Regions from separate parts of the Mus musculus genome. Here region 2 is linked to region 1. The links are chromatin loops, found by intact Hi-C in ENCODE. Cell type or tissue: heart. All regions are shown on one strand. Each heading gives the region's core, and the rest is flanking DNA. Links, peaks and the distances in the headings are about the cores only.

Region 1 (10,799 bases), core at 1,461-9,460:
AGAAGTTGGTTGCTCTATCATTTAGGAGGTCAGCTTCAGGGTCCTGGTTCTCAGCTAACACGTGGACTCAACGGCGAAATACCTGATAGGCTGTAAAGATACTTAATAGGTGGCACAGAATTAACCAATTCCTGTTTCTAGTACCCAACCCAAAAGTGATACATCTAACAAGAGAGCAGAGATTGCTTTCTGAAGGTTGGACACTTACTGATCACATCTCTCCCGCCCCCACCCCCCAAATCAGGCTGGAAAGCAGTGCTCATACAAGTAAAATCTGGTTTACCACTCAAGCTGCAAAAGGTCTTTACATTTTTTTTTTTTTTTCCTTTTCAAGACAGTTTCTCTGTAACCTTGGCTCTCCTGGAATTCACTGTATATCAGGTCAGGCTGTCCTGGAACTCAGATCCTCCTGCCTCTGCCTCCCAAGTGCTGGGATTAAAGGCCTGCACCACCGCTGCTGGGCCAGTCTTCATATTTTTAAATGATACATCAGGTTCTGTGGGGTTGTTTGGTGAGCCTGGAGTAACGTCTGTAACCTCTCAGCATTTTGATGTATAGTTTTGTTTTTGTTTTTTTTTTAAGATTTATTTATTTATTCATTGTAAGTGCACTGTAGCTGTCCTCAGACACTCCAGAAGAGGGAGTCAGATCTCGTTACGGATGGTTGTGAGCCACCATGTGGTTGCTGGGATTTGAACTCCTGACCTTCGGAAGAGCAGTCGGGTGCTCTTACCCACTGAGCCATCTCACCAGCCCTTGATGTATAGTTTTAAGTGTATAGTCTGGAACTTACTATGTAAGTCACAGAGATCCATTAGCATCTCCCCACGGGCACTTGGACTAAAGGCATGTGCCACCATGCCCAGTGACTCCTACTCGTTCTGAAATACTGCAATTCAATGTGGCTTTTATAATTTTGCACCGTGCCTGGCATGGTGGTGCATGCCTTTAATCCCAGCACTTGAGAGGCAGAGGCAGGCGAATTTCTGAGTTCGAGGCCAGCCTGGTCTACAGAGAGTTCCAGGACAGCCAGGGCTACACAGAGAAACCCTGTCTCAGAAAAACCAAAACAAATAATTTTGCACCGTTTTTTCAAATGTAGTCCCATATATAATATAATAAATAGATATTTAATTCGCAGAAAAACATGGAACTAAACACTCTGAGAACCCCTTTCAGTTTTGCAGCTGTCCCAGCCAGTTACTAAGCTGCCTTTAGTTTGTCTCAGTGCTGGCCCATTCTTTGATCTTGACTTTGCTGCTTCATATTCCCAGGCAAAGGTGCCAGAAAGTGTTGCTCATCACTGGACTTGGGCTCAAACCTGTTGGGAAAAAAAATGAGGATTGTTACTGTGAAGTGAGCAGTTTATTTCTCCTGATGTTTCTTTGCTTGAAGGGGGTGGCCCTGCCAGGCTTCTGCCCTCCAAAGCTAACCTGTGTCATAGCTAACAAGTTAATGGGGAGTCAAGTTAACATTTTATAAATACCTTGTTTGTCACCTACTCACTTTAGTGTCTAATGATGCCTCTGTATTGGTTATTACTGTCATGGTTGCCGTTGGGGATTTTCAGACCTATTGAATTTGTGAGTTACTGTCCTGTATCTTTCATCTTCCTCCTGGTAATCTATACTGTTCAAGCCTTGGCCTCCTGTTGTGCTCCTTAGTATATAATTTGTTACTATCCTTATTCCAGGGGTGGACTTGTCAGGCTTCAGAAGGTGTGCTGTGCCAATCTGACTGGTTCTTCGATCCCTGGCATGCCTCTACCCTCCTTGCTACTTTGACCACTAATGCTGGAATAGGAGCTTTCTAAAATGTGAAATGAGGACTACTTGTCTCGGTGTCCCTGAAGTCCAAAGTCAGAACACTATGACTCCATAAGCTGTTTTCAGTTGCTCTCATAGCTTATTTAGCACATTTCACATAGGGTAGATGAGCTGATGCCATAGCCCCTGAGCAGACCAAAAGAAATGAGACTCCAGCCATCCTTGGTGGAACCAGAAGGCACAGAGATCGGCAAAGCTCCAATATGATAAATGTCATACTTCTCTCTGATTATTTGAAAGTTGTTTATAAAAAGATTTGTTCTTATGCTTTTTAAAATTATGTATATGTGGCTGGGCTGCCAGCGCTTGAGAAAGCTGGAAGCCTGGGATCTCTTTGAAGTTCAAGTGACAGCAGTTGTGAGCCACCCTGGGAACCAATCTTGGGTCCTCTGAAAGAGCAGTGTTCATTCTTTACCATGGAGGCATCTCTTGAGCCCCTGCAAAAATGATTACTTTTTATTAAAGATGTTTTTAAAAATTCATGTGATTAATTAATTTTAGGTAAATGTTTTTTTAAAAAAAACTTTTTGGAGCTGGTAGCACTGGCCTCCAATCCCAGTACTTGGGAAGCTGAGGCAGGAGGACCATGAGTTCCAAGTCAGCCTGAACTCTTGTTTCAAAACAAGGAAACACGGTGTCTTGACATTTAATGTCGGGTCAGTGGAAAGTGACACAAGCTGAGACCTTGAGGTTTTTGGAAGGGAAAGGAGTGCCTTGGACACATAAATTAATGTTGCCATGGCAGATGGCAGGTTTTCCCTTTCGCACTTAAGTGACTCAGGAAAATGAGATGTTACCTCCTGTCTGCAGAGCCTGCTGGGAGAGCCCCTGAGATGCTCATGGGACTGCAGGAACACCACCACCCCTTTCCCAGGTGGAGGAAACCCCTCAAAACTGCTCCACCAGGCTCCCTGACACAAATTCATTTTCTTTGCTTTTTAAAGAAATGTTGGGGGAGAGGGGCGGCTGGAGAGATGGCTCAGCAGTTAAGAGCACTGGCTGCACTTCCAGAGGTCCTGAGTTCAAATCCCAGCAACCACATGGTGGCTCACAACCCTCTGCAATGAGAGCTGGTGCCCTCTTCTGACCTGTTACCATACATACAGGCAGAACACAGTATACATAATAAATATAACTTACAAAAAAAAGAAAACAACTTAATACCTTATCTTCCTTAGCCAGTCTCTCCTGGTTCCCTTCTGAACATGATATAGAAGCTTGAGCTCCTCCTGCGCTATGCTCCCACCTTGATGGTAATGGTCTGAACCTCTAAACCTGTAAGCCAGCCCCAATTAAATGTTGTCCTTATGTTAGACATTCTTAACTTAATAGTCATATATATATATATACACCACACTAAAGTGTATTTTACTAAGTAAAGGTTAATGTCTTATGATGTGTATGGGATGTTTCTAATTAAATCCGAATAATCAGGAACAATGCAGATACTTGTGGGTTTGTTTGTTTGTTTTTTGCTTGTTTGTTTTGTTTTCTTGTTTGTTTGTTTTGTTTTTCTGTTTGTTTTCTCTGTGTAGTCTTGGCTGTTCTGGAACTCACTTTGTAGACCAGGCTGTTCTCAACTCAGAAATGTGCCTGCCTCTGCCTCCCAAGTGCTGGGATTAAAGGCGTCCGCCACCACCCCGGGCTTGTTTTGTTTTGTTTTTAACCATTATCTGTTCCTGGCTAATGAATACAAATTGAAACAAGTCTTGCTTTTGCTTTGGAGAACACCTTCCAAATGCATATAAATAGCTATGTAACTAAAACCAGTCTTCAGCAGATTTCGAGGCAGCATTCCCCAACTTTTTACAAAGTTGGTCATTTCCTAATTAAGTCCAAACATCTTTAGAAAGGGGGAAATGTTGATAGTATTTGCAGGTCTGTAACATTATATATATATAGTATCACCTTTGATACAAGCTAATTTTATTTAAACCAGAATCAACAAAAATCTTGTTTGCCATTCACAGTCTGAATTCTGGTCCATGAGGTAGATCATGGTTCATTAAAAGGCAGAAGACATTTGTGTTGGGATAGAAACAGCAGTGACTCTCTCGTTAGTGGCCTTTTAAAGGTAAGTCACTAACTCTGCCTCTTCCTACTGGTGGAGCTCTTTTCCAGTCCTGGGTTGCACTGTTGGGTTTTGCAACCCTCCATCAGGGTGTCCTCTTGAAAGCCCCTCCTCAGGCCTCAGGACAATAGCGGACACCCAAGAACTCATGATAGACCGAGCTTGTTGCAAACCACATGAGGCTTTATTCGGGGAAAGCCAGAGCTCTGGGGACGACTCATATCCCACGCAGGGGTAGAGGAGTCGACCTCGAGGGGAAAGAGGTCCCAGTTTTTATAGGCCCTCAGGGGGGTAAAGGAGAAGGGTGAGAGTAGGGGATTTCCAGATCTAAACAATGTCTATTCTCAAGAAATGGGTATGGGAGGGGTACAAGGAAAGAGTCTAATGAAGGTGCAGCAATGGGCACACACCTGGTCAGAACATTGGCAGACACACAGGTTCGAGGAGTGGCCAGAGCATTGTGCACCTCTATTTTTCTAAATCAGTGAAGCTAGTTCTGCTAACACTGACATCTATCTTGCCAATTTCAGGGATTCTGTGACCTTTTACATTCTGTCAGGATCTTTCACTCTCTCCAGATGAGAACTTTGCTCTTGGCATCTATGTTAGAGAATCTGACTTGTTTCCCACCCACACTGACCATCAAGATCTGGTCCTGTCTTTTTTCTTTCTACAGTACAACATTCGGCACACTTCTGAACAGAAATCTCCCCTTTCTCAATGTGGCCCATTTGGTCTGTCCTCAACCCACAACTGTTATGACTCCCAGGTCAGAAGATATCGCTCTCTCTCTCTCCCTCTCCCTCCCTCCCTCCCTCTCTCTCTCTCTCCCTCTCTCTCTCTCTCTCTCTCTCTCTCTCTCTCTCTCTCTCTCTCTCTCTCTCTCACACACACACACACACCTCTTTATCTCTCTAGCTTTCCCTCTACCTCATCTTACCTTCCCTGCAGGGCATCAGGTGCCTGAATCCCAACTGGCCTTAACCTTAAACTCACTGTGTAGCAGCCAATGGTGACCTAGAACTTCAGTTTTCCTGCTCCCACGGCCTAAATGCTTGGATTACAGGCACATACCACCGTACTCAGTTTATGTAGTGCTGGGATTCAAACCTAGGGCTTTTGTGCATGCTAGGCAAACAGTACCGATGGAGCCACGTGCTTGTTCATGGCTTGCCTTAAGCCTCCTCTGTAAACCTTATCCAGTGGACACTTCCACACTGTCTATCCAGGTCTTTGTACACCCTGACATATGTATATACTGACTAGAAATTATCCTGTAGTCCTTTCTCTAATGAACTCCTATGCGCCCTTAAGATCCCACTTGAGCACTGAAGGCTCTGTGGAGGGGTTCGTGTCTAGTGCCAGCAGAGGCTTTGCTTCCTTGCTATACTCTCTGAACAAGCCACAGGAAAACCGCACTTCTGATCATAGTTCTTTGTGTACTTGTTTTTATGTGCAGTGTGTCAAAGTAAAAAACCAAAACTTGCTTTTATAGACAGTGTCTCAAAACAGAAATCAAAACGTCTTCTTTTAGTCATACGGAGGCTGAGGACCCCAAGACCTGTGGATTGAAGTTTTGAGTGCTACTGGGTTGGATTGGTTCACCTGCCACTGAGGAAGGAAACATAAACAACCCAAATAAGTGGTGTTCAGAACAGTCTGAGAAAGGGGAGGGAGAAAAACTACTCATTCTGCCCCGACTCGCCCCCTTGTGGTGAGGGCCAGTTTCGCAGACTCCCGTGAGGTGCACGTGAGGGGGTGGGGGGGGGAGGACTGAACAGGTGAGGAAGAGCTCTGGGGCCTTGGAAAAGTGGGGTCATCTGTCAGGGGAAGGATGCTTGCCTGAAGACCTGGCACACAGCAGGCTCTACTGCGGAAGGGCGGTACCTACAGGGCTGCAAGCTGAAGACAGAGAGAGACACAGACAGAGAGAGACAGAGAGAGTGAGCGAGAGAGCGCTGTGTGTTCCGGCGATCTTAATTAGAATCAGCAGATAGAGGGTGGAAACTCACCCCTGGCTCCTGGCCTCCACTTTATGCCGATCTTTCCAGAGGAGGTGAGGATCAAGGAGCAGTGGAATTTTCTTTTAGTCTTTGAGATGGTCTTAGACCTTTGCCCTAATGCATGCCTGGCGGAAGGAACGCACAGAGGGCTAATGAGATCTGCAATCTAATGGCTGCTCTCTCGCTCTCTCATAGCTCTCTCTTGTTTATATTGCTGTAAATTGCCTGCCAATTTAGAAGAACTAATCTGTTAGTTAAAATACATCCACAGTGACTCAAAGCTCATGCAGTCAGACGCTGGGCTTTGGTGGAGTGGGCATGAGTTCACGACCAGATCCCCCGTCTGGCCCGTGATCCTACCGAAAGTCTGTTATTTCCGTTATCCGTTCCTGGCTCAGCCCAATGCCATCGTCCAGCTGGAGCAATAGCCCTCTTTTGACTATGTGGATTCTTTAGGGAGAGGCGGCTGAGCAAAGTGGACCCAAAGTACTTCCAAGTAGCCACTCTTGTGGCCCGGAAGACGTAAGTAACTCTGTGTATCCATTAGCACCACTGCACTCCTGGCTTGTGGCAAGCCAGGAAATATGCCTTAGGCCTTGTTGGGTGCTCAGAACACTCGTGTACATAGATGCATGCATCCTAAAAGTGCAAATGGCAGTGTGTGTGTGTGTGTGTGTGTGTGTGTGTGTGTGTGTGTGTGTGTGTGTGTGTGTGCGCGCGCGCGCGCATGCTCATGCATGCGCGTTCCAAGGATAAGATAAACAGGACTAGACTTTCAGAACCTTGTTCCTCTGGACATACCTTCCCATCATTCCCCCTTTAAGCCTCAAAGGCTCACCCCACTATCCTTTCCCTCTCCCCAGCTTTAGGGATCTCCGTCAATGCATCAGAGCTTCTCATGGCTAGGGCTCTATGCAACAAGAACCTAACATGACATCCTACAGTGGCCTGGAGTGCTCTACAGCCTTCCGTGCTAGCCTGGTACCCTTACATGGCTCTCCTGTAACATTAGCTCTTGGTGCAAAGCTGCAACCATAACCACCTTTATCTGATCTCTTTCTGCATTAAGGCTTGGAGATCCTCTAGGGCAGATCTTATACCTTTGTGTGTTTGTGTGTGACTGTGTGTGTGTGCACATGTGTTTTCTGTGCACTCCAAGGTGCATTCACATGTGGAGGCCAGAGACCAACATCTGGCATTCTTCTCTCTTAATTTTTTTTTTTTTTTGAGAAAAAGTCTCTCACTGTTTCAGAGAAACTAGCTGGCAAGCAGGCCTCCAGGATCCATGTCACTTTTCATTACACCAGAACCAGGATTAGAGATGAAGGCCAGCGAGTGTAGCTTTTACATGGGGGCTGGGAATATGAACTTGTTTTCCTGGGCTTGCGCAGCAACCTTTACTCATTGAATTATATTCTCGGCCCCCTCTTATGGCTCTAGTGCCTGGATGAATAAATGTAAATTTTTGGAAGCAAAAAAAAAAAAAAAGTCAATGATAAAAGATTTTAAGTGACAGATTAATCACATCCCTCATGGCTTCTATGACCCTCACCTTTCACAGTGAATAAAAGAATAAAATCAGTGACTGCCTTTTCTTTTCAAAGCCCCTGAAATAAAAGGGTGAGTGTTCTGACCAAGCAACTGTTCATTTAGCTCTGACACTGGGGTAAGCTGTTCGTGTCCAGAAGCCTCATGGCTCAGTTTCTTTACTGTTGCTGTGATCAAATACCCAGACAAACACAATTTAAAGGTGAGAGGGTTCTGTTCGTTCTGGCTCACAGTTTAAGGTGCAGTCCATCATTGTGCTGGTTGGTTTTATTGTCAACTTGACATACGCTAGGGACATCTGAGAAGAGGGGACCTGTTGGGGGCTGGGAATAACCTCACAAACCGCTCAAACACAGATCTCAGTCAAATAGGGATGGGTTGTTAGATGCCACACCCACGACTGATCTATCAGGGCCACAGTCCAGACTCAGGAGCTGGCTGTGACATTGAATTAAGATCCTAAAGGGAAGTCTGGGATCTACAAACATCTGTGCTGAGTTATTATACCAGTTAGGTTTTAGGGACAGGGGATTTCCTTAGGAACATATCCTGGTTGTACTTTTATCCTGTTCCCATTGGTTAGGACTTGCCCCATGTGGCAGGGGACTTGCCTTGTCTAACATTCATGTCTTAACATTCATGCCAACCAGAGTGTCAGTTACCATGTACATGCCTCTTTCTGCCAAGTAAGGATGTCAGGTCCCAGGAAGGTCTTGGGAACTTTTACTGGATCACTACTCAAAATGAAATTTCTTACCCTAAATAGGTGCATGTGTGTCTCTCATGTTGGGGTCTATTCCAGGGGAAGCTTATAAAGGCAAATACAATGAAAGCTCACACACAGGTGTAGGAAGTGTTTCTGGGTGGTTGGTTTGGTACCGAGCTTATTGTGGCTAACTATACAAAGTAGTTCTAACTGACTTCTGTTGTGATTGGCTTCCAAGAACACCAAAGCACAGAGCATCCTAGTAACAGCAAATGAGACCATTTCCTTATGACATTAGTAACAGCACAAAATGGTAGGCTAGACAGGTAACAGTTACCTAGACCTTAACTTTTCACCTAGGCCTTAACAGAACCTACACCAAATTAACCTGACAGTAGACAAGTCTCTAAGAGCATTTTCTTGACTAATGATTGAAGTGGGAGGGCCCAGCCTACTCCAAGCGGTGCCACCCTTGGGCAGGTAGTTCTAGGTTGTATAAGAAAGCAGGGTGCGGAAGCCACACAGAGCAAGTGAGTAAGTAGCATTCCTTCATGGACTGTTCTAGTCCCTGCCTCAGGTTCCTGCTTTGAGTTCCTGCCTTGCCTTCCTTTCACGATGGACCACGGTTGGCAAATGTAAGGCAGACAAACCTCTTCTTCTCCCAGCTGCTTTTAGTGGAAGTGTTCTACGACAGCAATAGAAAGCAAATTAATACGATCCTGGTGGGAAAGGGGAAGCGGTGGGGGTGGGGGTGAGGGTGGCTTGAAGCAGTTGATCGCATCATCCCCACAGTCAGGAAGTGATGATGAATTCATTTTACATTATGACATGGTCACGAACCTATGGACAAGTGCAGAAAAGTACGGCTTAAAGATGATGTGTTTGAGCCAAGTTGACAAGGGTGGAATTGTAGTGCCTCACCGGGGTCTGTCATCAAATTGACAGAGTCTAGAACCACATGGGAGATGGACTTCTAAGGGGTTATCTTAATTGCATTAATTAATGGCTGCAATCTAGGACCCTAAGTGTGACCCGTCCAGCAGGTCCAGTTATTCGAGGGTCTCGAGGGGACCTTCTCCTAAGAACCAAATGGGGGGATAGAGAGAGACGAGGACCAAGTGCAAGAAAGACACGGAAACATTCTGAGTGGCATCAAGGTCCCGCTGTATTGAGAAAGGCTCAAGGCTTAAATGCACAAGCAAAAGGGGAAGTACAAGTACTTATCAGCGAAGGGGTGGGGCAGTGGAAATTTTTCTTTTGGCAGTTACACGGGGAAGCAGGAACTTGGTGGTATCAGGGTGTTGTCAGGACATCTGGCGCTGACTTAGGGCTGGAATATTCTGTGGTTGTTCTTGGAACCGTGTGTCCATGGCCCGCTTTTGACCCCCTTTTCTTCTCGGGGTGAGAGGCCCAATTCAGAGATCAGGACAATTGTGTTGTGTTGTGTCTGGCCAGTAGATCACAACCTGGGATCTAGCCTGGAAAGGCATTTTGGAAACCTGGAAGAGAAGAGGGGCTAGGCGGCGAGAGAAAATGATGCAGCTAAGACAGGCATTCTGATCAAAGCTCAATTTTACTGTTCCGCACGCAGTTATGAAGCAGGGGAAGGGGGCCCAATTCCCGCCAATTAGTCTTGGGGTCCAATAGCAGGGTGACCACGTGCACGGCTCTGAACAGCAAAGCAGCACCTTCCAGCAGTGGGCGTGGCAGAACGATTGAGCGGGAAGCTCCACCCCTGAGCAAGCAGGTTTCAGGCTGGGGACAACACTACAGTGTTGTCTTAATGGCTCCCAACATAAGTGGAGAAAGGGAGTTGGGTACTTGGCATGTGCTGGTCGCTGTGGTTGAGGGTGTGTGGCTGGGGCCTTGCTTATGTTCATGACTGGTGCGGGAGCTGAGTGCTTGCATGGGTTCATCACTGTTGTGTGGGGCAGGACATGAATAAACTTACATACATATACATTCATTGCTCTCTGCTTCTTGACCGTGGATGTGATGTGACGAGCTGCTTCAAGTGCCTGCCTCCTTGACCCCTCCTGGCCATGTACCTTGAACTTGAGAGCTTTTCCTTCCTATCAGTTGCTTTCATCAAGGTATTTCTCTACAACATCAGGGGATAGAGAGATGCTTGTGCCCATCCTTCAATAACCCGATGGTCACAGATCATAGCAACTAGCATCTAGCATGCAATGGGTGCTTAATGAAAACTTGTCCAGGAGCAGAGCCTGCCATATGGCCTGTTTATGGTGTCTTCCATCAGAGGGGAGCTCCACCTGGCCACCCTGGAGCTGCTGGAGTATTGTCAACATGTCCCCAGAGGTTCGCTGGGTGTTTCATTCTACCTGACTGAAGAAGCCCCTCATTAGGCAGCTCTATAGGCAGCAGCTAACAGTGAATAACCACTCTTGGGGAAGGGGACTTGGAGTCCTAAGGCACAGTGCTGCCATTAGTATCTTTGGCAATGGCAAGAATCTAAAAGAGATGCTGGAGTTAGGATGTAGGAGAAACTCTTCCCCAGCCTGGGGTGAGCAAGAAGCAGATGGGGCTTTTTTAGGGCCCTGGGTCACAGAGGCAGCAAAGAGGGAGGCATTTGCATTAGAGAAGGAGTCTATGGTCAGGAGAGACCTCCCCCAAAGCTACTCTTG
Region 2 (10,799 bases), core at 1,576-9,575, 110 kb before region 1:
CTTTGGGGGACTGGGTATCAGGTACTCTGCATATCAGGTATTTTATTATGGTTTATAACAGTAGTAAAAGTTCAGGTGTGAAGTAGCAACAAAATAATACGATTAAGGGTCACTGAGACATGAAGAATTGTGTTAAAGGGTTGCAGCATTAGGAAGGCTGAGAGCCACTGCTCTAGGGGCTGAGAAAGTCTGAGAAAGATGAATGTGAGGAGGTATATTGTTCCCTGACCCAGACACATAGACAAGGTCTGATATCTCTAAGCTTCAGGCAGAGCCAGGAAAAAAAAAACATAAGGACATCTCTCACAGGCTGTCAGTGCAGGGCAACTAAGTGTCACCTGAAGAGACTGAAGAATCTTCGTTCTTATGTGGAGTGAACACTGAGAAGATTGGAGAGACTGCAGAGCTACCTAAGCCCAGAGGTGGGGACAGACACAGGCAACACCTGGAGATACATACTTGGCACAGACAACATCACCGTTGTCATCTAGCACCCTTGTATAGGTGACAGGTCTAGGGTGTGTCTGCTGAGGGATTTTGAGCATAGCATCTGAGGAAAACAAGAGAGGGAGAACTTGAGATCCATGCTTGGGCGCTCATTTGTTTTGAGGCCAGAGCCCAAGCTTTTGGAACTTATCTTCATTGTGCCTCTTTCCTATATCTGCAAGTAAGATGCCAAGAAAATGAGCTAAATTGGGGTGGTGGGAGGGTCCTCATTGGAATTGGAGTGATTCTGGATTCTCTAAAAAGTGGAGACCAAGACAAGCTTGTGTGTAAGTTGTTTCTTTGGGATGTGGCACGGGAAAGGAAGGCAGGAGGGAGGAGAAATGTAAGAGTATACCATGAAGTCAGATATTGCTATGTGCCTCGGGCTGGTACCCAAGACCTTTGCAGGACCTCAATCAGTGATCCCTCATCTGGGCTGGGCTCTGCAGCATTTGATCCCTGATGAAGGCTGAATTTGATCTCCAGGTCCCACAAGTTGACATGAGAAAACTGACTCCAGAGAGCTTCCTTCTGACCACCACACGCACACCCTGGCATGTTGTGTGTGCATGTGTACACACTGACACATTTAAAAAACTTTTCCTCATCCACCCTGGCTTTTACCCCTCTTTAGTAAAGAGACATCCATTGAAATTGTAATTCCATGACCTTCCAGGTTGCACACACCTGAGGGAGTCTCCACAGCTCCCTCCCAGCAATGCGATAGAGAAATCCCAAGGAAGAGAAACATGGCACAGGACAAGTGGAGCACTGTCAGAATCCATACGCTCAACTTGTTGGCAGAGTAGCATCTGCAGAATCACGTGCTCTAAAAGAGACAGGAGGATGTGAAGCGGCACACACCCGTGTCTGGCATGGTATAGCTCTTGCACTAGCCAGGTTAACTTCTGCCCGGCACACAATCTCCTTCGTTAAAGGGCTTTCACTGTGATCAAAGGCCAACCACATGGGCCTCTACAAATGACTTAATACAGAAAGCCTTGTGGTAAAAACTAAAGTTCTTATTTCTACAACTGGCAGAAGACATTGGATGTAATCAAGTTGCCTCCGGGTACCTTCTTGCTCTTCTCAAGAGATAGTACCATACAGAGCAGTGCTTCTCAACCTTCCTAAGGCTATAACCCTTTAATACACCTCATGTTGTGGTGACCACAACCATAAAACTATCTTTGTTGCTACTTCATAACTGTAATTTTGCTGCTGTTATGAATGTAAATTTAAACATCTGATATGCAGGATTACTATCTTTGTTGCTACTTCATAACTGTAATTTTGCTGCTGTTATGAATGTAAATTTAAACATCTGATATGCAGGATTCGGATGTGTGGCTCCTGTGAAAGCATCACTCAGCCTCAAAGGGCTTGTGACCCACAGGTTGAGAAACACTGATATGTAGAATTAATACTAGTCTGTTATCAGCAGGCTGCATTCAGTGAAAGAAGACGCACTCTGTTTCATCCATGGAGAGTGTCAGTCCTTGTACCATGACACGACACACGAGTAGCAATAGACAGAGGCTAGCCGACAACTACAGACAAGCGATCCATCTATCCAGTTGATGGAGTCTGTTACGATTTGGATGAAAAATGTCCTCTATACTCTCTCGTTATTTGAACACTTGATAGCACCATTTTGAGAGGTCATGGGACCTTTAGAAGGTAGAGCCTAGCCCTAGAAGGAAATGAACTGATAGGGGATGAACCTTGAGTTTTATAGTCCAGACTTACTTCCTGTTCCATCTCTGCTTCCTGATCTCAGATTGAGCAGTCAGCCTCACACTCCTGCTGCCCCAACTAAAAGCAGCTCGCATGATCATGCCTTCCTGCCACTGTGAACTATCTTTCCAACTGTGTGTCTAAACAATCTTCCTTCCTGCAGCTGCTTCTCGTCAGGTGTTCGGGCATAGCAACAGGAAAGGTTACTAATCCTGGGTCCTCCTCCAAATGGCTGTTCTCCAAGAAGCACTACTTTACAACACAAAGAGCCACTACTTACTTGCTTTCATAGGTTCATGCATAAGCCTTTCGTGTACACATTTTTGTCTTTGACCTTCTTAATTAGCTCTTGGGAAGGGGGCGGGGAGGTCTGATTGACCAACCAAATTGTATGCCACTCGACAGGACTCCACTCCTGTATCTCCACTCCAGGCCATTTCACCCACCATATAACTTAACCCCTGACTACAATTGTTCATAGCTTAGTCAGCTTTCTTCATGTGTCACGCTGTCCTTTAAAGTCACTATCTTTCATGGCCACTCTCGAGTTCTGTTTCCATCCCATCTTACGAGTTTGAAAGCCTGATATGTCCAGGCCATGATGGCAGCACTGTTATGCAATTGTCTGCGTCCTGTGGTCAGGACAGTGCACTTCAAATGGAGGTTATTTCTCTGTTGCAGAAAACACACACTCTCACTAGAACCCTCCTGACGGCTACCACAACTGTTCAGTTGTGGTGCTTGCTAGGAAAGTCTACACATCATCTTTAGCCAGGACATTCACTAATATCCTGAGATGGCTTGCTTCATATCCAGTCCAGGTTTTCTGCAAAGTTCTCTTTTGCCTTGTACTCTACCCTTAAGTGATATTCTTCCTAAGTGTCACTCGACAAATCCACGGATCTCATCCACCAGTGAAACTTTCTCTTAGTAGAATGAGAGACTCTTTGAGCAGGAAATGTCCTGGTTTAGCCCCTAACGAATTCCTGGAAAAAGTCATTGATGGAGCACATCTCTTAGTGTTTGAGGATTAGCATGTGGTACACAAAATGTTACCGTGAACAATTTCTTACAGATGATTATTAAAGCAGTAACCAAAAAAAAGATAGGGATTCTCTGTTCAGGGACACAAGTTCCTATAGTTTCCCTTTCCATAAGAATGTGAACATAGGGCTGGTGAAATGGATCAGTGGGTAAGAGCACCTGACTGCTCTTCCGAAGGTCCAGAGTTCAAATCCCAGCAACCACATGGTGGCTCACAACCATCTGCAACAAGATCTGACTCCCTCTTCTGGAGTGTCTGAAGACAGCTACAGTGTACTTACATATATTAATAAATAAATCTTAAAAAACAAAAACAAAAAAAAGAATGTGAACATATTTTGTACCTCCCAAGTAATGGATATCAGGAAAAATGCATTTACCAAGCTAAAAGCTTGGTACACAAACAAGGCTACACACCTTGTCCCACAGACTATGTTGATATGCTCAGGGAAATTCTCACATCTCACCACAGCAGCTGCAATTAGGGGCCATCATCTGATCTGATCCTATAGCTACCATAGGATCCGTAAAAGGAAGTCACACAGGAGTATAATAGAGATCTTCCTTCCTGTACCCTTTAAGCTCTTAATGACGGCACTAGCTTTGACTCTGGCCATGTGGCATTGGTTTTGATTGTTATCTCAGTTAGAGAAGGACGCACAAGTAGGTTCCCCCACCATCAGAGCCTTGCGCTTGGCCCTTTCTTCCACGGTGGTACAACATGAAGCATGCCTCGGGAGTATTGGCTCAGGGAATGGGAGGAGGGAGTGCCTGTCCATCACTTCTCAGCTGCTCACTATCAGGGTTTGCTCCATGAGCTTTAATCCCTCAGCCCTTGCAGAGTTTCCCCGACATGAGACACAATATCGCTATGTAAGGGATAAGAATATGGTGCGGCTAAACTGATGTGCAGGTAAAATACACCTGTGCAAAGCTAACCGTCACAGCTGCGATAAAAAGAAACCATGAGGCTATCTATACAAGGTGCCCTGTGTTGGAGTATATTAGCAATCATACTGCTTATTAACTTATTATTACCTCTCCACACTATCTGATCCATTCATGGTTAACTGTTTTTAACTGTTAAGAGTCTCCTTTTAAGCAATGCCTAACTTTGTGAGCCATGAAGTAAGCACTAAGCTTTCTACCAGCTCACAGTCCTTAGGATTCTCATACACCCCCACAGGTAAAGAAAAAGGGGATGGGAACTTCCCGGGTAGAGTGTCAACTATCCTGGAATGAGAACTGAGTGGTACTTGGTAGGGAGATATGAACAAATATCTAGTCTGTTCACCCCAGTTGGAGTACCATCAACAAATCAATTATTCCACCCATCTAGCTTAAGGAACCCATGAGTTAATTGGGGTTACTTACAGGAGAGTGGATGACTCAAAGATAGCTATACCACTGAAAAGTCCACCGCAGCATGGGCCACAGCTCACAAAAATTCAAGCCCTAGAGCTCTCTGAAGAGCTTGCAGGCCAGATAGTGTCCTCTCCCCTACAATTAGACCTGAGGGATGGAGCCTTATTAGCGTGTACATTTCACGAACTTCCTGAGACTCCCAAGTATAAAAGGAAAGAAGGGAAATGTGGGGCTAGTATGATCCTCTCTTCAGATGACAGGAAATGCTTTCGTTCCCCCATTATCTTTAAGTATGATATCAGAGCTTATAGGTGAAAGCAAGACTAGACAAAACAGTAATTCCTGTATCCTAGGTTGGTCTCCAACTTGATATATATCCAAGAGTGCCACCATTCCAGTTTATGCAGAGCTAGGAATCAAACTCAGAACTTAATGTGTGATAGGCCAGCACCATATCAAGTAAACTATACCACCAGTCCTAATAAAGCTATAATTATTTTTGCTTTGATATATTAGAAATCAAACACTGATTCCTATTTTAATCCTTCACACAAGCCAGAGTCTAGACCATATCAGTTGCTATGCAGTTGCCCAAAACGGTCCTTTCTAAAACTCATCTGTCCAGCCGAACTAACTAACCGATCTATCAAGATATGAACTTCCATCATGGCTGCAGTGAACCAAGACTAAAATCAGCTCAATTAAGGCTTTCCACAGTGTCAATCCTCAGGGTTTCAAGGAAGCCCTGAGGAAAGGAAGCTGTGTGGAGCTCTGACCTCAGGCATCTAGAGTCTGTGCACAAAGGGAGAATCCATAGCAAGCATGGGCACAATGTGTGAGCTGCTACTACACGCCAGTTTTTTTTTTTTAAGCACATTATTCCATCTAATTCTCACAGCTATTCTGCAGGCAAGGATCTTTCACCCATACTGACAAAGGGAAACTGAGGCTCACAAGCACCCAGTTATTTATGCACAGGTGATGAAATTGGTCCTTGGATGATCTAGGAACCAAGGTTAGCTCGAGCTTGTTGTTGATGGCCTATGTTCTCCCAGCCTCCCCCCCCCCCCCCGCATAAGGAGGTCGCCTACAGCTCTGTGTGTTACATTCCGCACTATAGTACTCCTTTAAGAAGACATGAGAAAAACCCGAATCACATCCACAAATGCTACAGTATTGTTGGATACTCTGATGTAAGGGTGAACCTCCTTTCCTTGCCTTTTTTTCTCTCACCCCCCCCTTTTAAAAAAATTTTAAACGGAACTGTTATATGCCTAAAATTACTTTAATAAAAATCTTAGGTCAGAAAGCTGGAGAGATGGCTCAGTTATTAGCACCCGATGCCCTTTCAGAAGCTCTGAGTTTGTTTCTCAGACCCCACAGAGCCACATGTAACTCCAGCATCAGAGGATCTAAGGCCCTCTCCTAGCCCCTGAGGGCGCCTCCAAACACACAGAAAACGGCACTCGTACCCATATACTGTTTTTTAATCTAAGAAAACAAAGCAAGCAAACAAAATGCCACCTCAACTCTGAGGTTATAAACGTCTAAGCAAACACGTTTTGATTTGTTTTTAAATTTTCCTTTATTTTTATTTGTATGTGTATGAGTGACTGTTTTGCCTACATGTATGTCTGTGCACCATGTGTGCAGTGCCTTCTGAGGCCAGAAGAGGGCACCGGCTCCTCTGAGTAACAAGTGGTTTGTGTTACCACATGGGTTCTAGGAGTCAAACTTAGATCCTTGGACCTGGGTTATCTGTCAGAACAGCCAGTGCTCTTACCTCTGAGCCATCTCTTTGGGCACACGCAGCTTATTAAATATAGTTACAGACATATATGTGAAATACATACGCATATACTAGTTCTTAGAAGGGAAAAATGTACACGTTTTTATTCACCTCCTTCTCCAGCTCCTCCTCCCATTCCCATCCCCCATTCTCTACCTACCTAACTTTGTGTCATTTTCTCTTCTAAGATCCATCAAGTCCAATTTGTGCTGCGTGAATATTCTCGGATTTATGACCTTCCACTGGAGCACAGTCAACTCAGCAGGGGCTACAAAGACTCTGAAAGGAAACCCACTCGCCCTCTCCTGGCAGTTACTACTTGCCAGTAGCTCCTCTGCGAGGGGTGGGAACTTCTTGCCCACTTCTCCTCCCCATGCTGAGAGTTGGTCTGGATTGAGCTTGCAGATCTTACACATGCTGCCAGAGCTGCTGTAAACTCATGTGTGTGGCAGCTGCCCTGCTGAAACCCACAGCTCTCCCCAACTCTCTGTCTGTCTCTGTCTCTCTGTCTGTCTCTCCCCCCACCCCCACCCCCGGCTTAGCAGGTTATCCTCTAGCCTGTGGCTAAGTGGCACGTTTCAGTCAATCCATTTACAAATCCTGTTTTACTGTTTGTGTCCTTAACTAAAATGTCTACGTGCTTTTGATGGAATCAGTTTTATTCGCAGATTTTTCCTCTCACCCAGACTGTCAAAAGGATCTAAAAATTATCTGCCTGGTGTCCCTCCTTAGCAGATGGGGGTGGGGTGGGGGGAGCTGAAAATCCTCTAATTACTTTGTGTTGGTTTGTGTCTCTCTAAATCTGCCCCTTCTCAGAGACCAAGCCACTTGGGATGGTTTCTTTAGCAAGACAGCAACACCCATGAAGAGGCAGCCAGCTGCCAGGTAGAGACCACACATGCCTGGTGGCAGGGCAAAACAGAATAGCTTCAGGAGCCCCACGGTCTTATCAGGGGGCTTGCAGGAGATAGTATACATGAAAAACTCTTGCTTAACAGTGAAGTGCTGTGCAAATGTTAGAACCAGGTGGTGTGTGCCAGGGAGATTACCTTTTGCCAGGGGGTAATCATTTCAGTTTATATAACACTTTTCACTCCAGGAGCCCCAAGCCCTTGTGAATATTACCCTAAGAAACATCACTTGAAATGAAACGCATATAAACAAACAGAATCTAACAAATGGAGGTACCAATTACCACAACGATGACAGTCTTAAATGAGAACATCAACATTTTGACACATCAACTCTGGAGGATGCTGCCTCTGTGGTCCCAACACCTTCAGAGGGGGGCATCAATTCTCCCTGTTAATGTTTTCCCGTCAGTGTCAACTGTTTGGCTGAGGTGGGAGGAGAGGAAACAGAAATAGAAAAACATCTTAAAATATGCATTTTATTTCCCTGTAGCAGTGCGTCAGAAAACTCAACTGTAACTCCCCAAGTCTTTCTCTCTCTCTCTCTCTCTCTCTCTCTCTCTCTCTCTCTCTCTCTCTCTCTCTCTCTCTCTCCCTCCACCTCCCTCCCCCCCCACCCATGAAAAAGGGAGAGAAAAAAAAAAGCTGTCATTATTTGAATGATCAGAGAAAAAAAGAAGCCAAGGTAAGTAAGATACCAATTACAGCTCTGCCAGTCTGTGTGAATTGGTCTCAATCCAAATGAGGGCGCAAATGGGTTTGAGGATGTGAAGGGGATGCAGAGGGGGCTGGGAAGAGAGAGCTGCCAAAATACAACACAGGGAGGCTTAGCGAAATTGCCCCCTGGCGCTCTGAAGGCAGTTTAATCAGGCAGAGCCCTGAACATTCCCGTGCACCAGTCCCATTGTGCGCGCGCCCTTGCAGATCTGGCTTCTGGCTCGGTCTCTTTGTTTGGGTAGCTAGGCACGGAAAAAGAATCATCTGCAACCAGAGCTCCACTTAATTCTCAGTTCCTCTCTGGAAACGGCTGTTGGCATGGTGGAATGTGCTGTGAAAAGGCCACGCTTTGGACTGATCAAAAAGCGGAATTCCAGACCCTCCATCGGGAGCCTTTGTGGACAAAGCCAAACCGATTCTCAGAAAGTGACAGAGTCCTGCCCTTCTGGAGTAATTTGTGTCGCCCCAGCATCGCAGTATTCTTGCCAGTGACAAGCAGGAGCCCCCGGCAATTTGTCTTCTGTCTTGGCAAAGGCAATGATGATTGTACTGCTTCTCACTGTTTAAAAAAAAAAAAAAAAAGCAGTAGTCACTTCTGTCACCCTGCCTGTTACCAAAAGTCAGCTCACATTACTGACTGCGCTATCTTGAATCCGATAAAGAACCCAGGAAAGCCACAAGGAGAGACCTGAAGATATGGGATCATTTTATTCACAGCCCAGCACTGAAATCAGAGCATGGTACTCAGTGGATAACCAATGTAGAAAAAGACTCTGCAAAAAAATAAATTCAGATAAATACTTCCATCTTCTGCTTTCAGTACTTCCTATGCTCTGCCCTCCCCACACCTGAGTCAAGGAAATGGCTGAATCCTATTACAGTTGCTTGTTTGTTTGTTTGTTTGTTTAAACTCTAATTTGTGTAGATCAACATACAAAGTGATGGGTTTCAGACACAGATGTTGTTACACTTTGTTCTTGTCCCCTTCTCTGCTGCCCTCTCATCTCCTTACTGATCCCTCTTCTCCTCCAAATACACCCACCTTCTCTTCTGCTTTTATGTCACTTGTATTCTGTCACCTTCTCCTCACCCCTTAAGATCTCTTCCTTCCCCATCATGGCCTCCTTTCTACTTTCATGGCCTAACACACTCACACACACACACACACACACACTCATGCACACACATGCAGGTGCACTATTTGCTCTTATCGCTTAATATAATGATCTACAGTTCTATTCATCTTCCTGCAAATATCATGATTTCAGTCTTTATGGGGGGGGGAACCATTGTTTTTTATGGGCACTTTCTTTTATTTTTAATTCCTTGCAGGAATATATTTTTGTTTTACTTTTATTTAGGTATATGTTTTTGTGCATGTGTATACCTTTGTGTGTGCGTGTGCGTGTGCGTGTGTATGGGAGCCTAAGGAGGCTAGAAGAGAGAGTTGGATTCCTGGAGCTGGAGTTACAGTTTGTTGGTTGTGAGCCTCGTGACGTGGGTCCCATGACCTGAACTCTGAGCCCCATCAAGAAGAGCAAGCAATCTTAGCCACTGTCTTAGTTAGGGTCATTGCTGTGAAGAGACCCCAAAACCAAGGCAACTCTTATAAAAGAAAACATTTCATTATTTCATTGGGGCCCGGCTTACTGTTTCAGAGGTTTAGTCCATGACTGACATAGCCAGAAGCACGGCAGCGTGCAAGCAGACATGCTGCTGGAAGAAGGAGCTGAGAGTTGTACAACTTGATCCATGAGCAGCAGGAGAAAGACTGCCACATGAGGCCTAGCTTGAGAATATGAGATCTCAAAGCCCACCCCCACAGTGACACATATCCTCCAAATAGATCACACCTACTCCAATAGGGTCACATCTCCTAATAGTGCCACTCCCTATGGCACAAGCATTCAAACACATGAGGTCTATGGGTGCCAAATCTATTAAAACCACCACAGCTACTGAACCCTCTCTCCAACCCCGAGTACACTGAGCATAACACACCCTTTCCATCTCACTCCACTCCCCTCCTTCTCGCTCCCCTAGACAGTTTCAGTTTTGGATTAATATACACACATAATGCTTTTGTGTAAGTATATGAGATCTAGAAATCACAAATGAGATTTTTTTTTAAAAAAATCCAATGTTTGCCTTTCTGAGACTGGTTTAATTGGCTTAATATGATTGTCTGCAAATATATCTGTTTTCTAGCAAACAACAAAATTCCCTCCTGCATATATACACCACATTTTCTTTAGCCATTCCTCTGTTGCCAGACACCTATTTCAGTTCCAAAACTTAGCTATTTGAATTTCTGCAAATGTTTGCAAATGAATGTGCAAATATCTCTATGCTTCAGTCCCTCAGTGGAGTCCCTCGGGAGTAATACAGCTGGGTCATATGGTAGAAAATACTTTTAATTATTTGAGAACTTTTCATGCTGATTTCCGTGGAAGCTGGACAGGTTTACATTCCCAAAAGCAATGAATAATAGTGTGCACACACATGCACACACACACACACACACACACACACACACACACACACACGGTTGAGACAATCAGCTTTTGAACCAATATAGTATGCGTTACTTAGCTAAAAACTTCAACTCATGTGTACGTTTGTGTGTCTGTGTGAGGGTGTGCTGTGATGTGCAGATGCCCTCCGAGGATGAAAGAAAGCCTCAGGTTTTCTGGAGCTGGAATTATTGGTGATTGGGATCCATTTAACAAGGCTGCTGGGAAACAAATGCA

Evidence for each region. Hi-C counts contacts between places; a loop is a spot of excess contacts. Peaks named below come from ENCODE experiments on the same cell type or tissue, not always from the same donor. Only the 100,000 strongest peaks of a DNase experiment are listed, where the experiment ranks them.
Region 2: a loop joins it to region 1, with 2.1 times the contacts of the local background. A loop is called at or near these places in 4 of 42 quality-filtered maps.

The regions. Positions count from the first base shown.
Region 1 is chr4:55,392,794-55,403,592 of GRCm38, forward strand. It overlaps Gm34290 (a long non-coding RNA gene), which reads right to left and starts at 6,592. Exons shown (of 3, transcript XR_390582.4): 1 at 6,261-6,592; 2 at 5,910-6,025; 3 at 1,008-1,321. It also overlaps the pseudogene Gm12516. In heart, for the core only: a CTCF peak has its summit at 5,613 (motif pointing left); no DNase peak of the experiment used is centred there.
Region 2 is chr4:55,286,166-55,296,964 of GRCm38, forward strand. Gm52739 (a long non-coding RNA gene) reads right to left here. Exons shown (of 3, transcript XR_003955414.1): 3 at 7,974-8,608. Among named protein-coding and RNA genes, the nearest start is that of Gm52739, 14 kb to the right of the region's middle. In heart, for the core only: a CTCF peak has its summit at 6,294 (motif pointing right); no DNase peak of the experiment used is centred there; H3K4me3 peaks cover 1,018 bases; H3K27ac peaks cover 709 bases.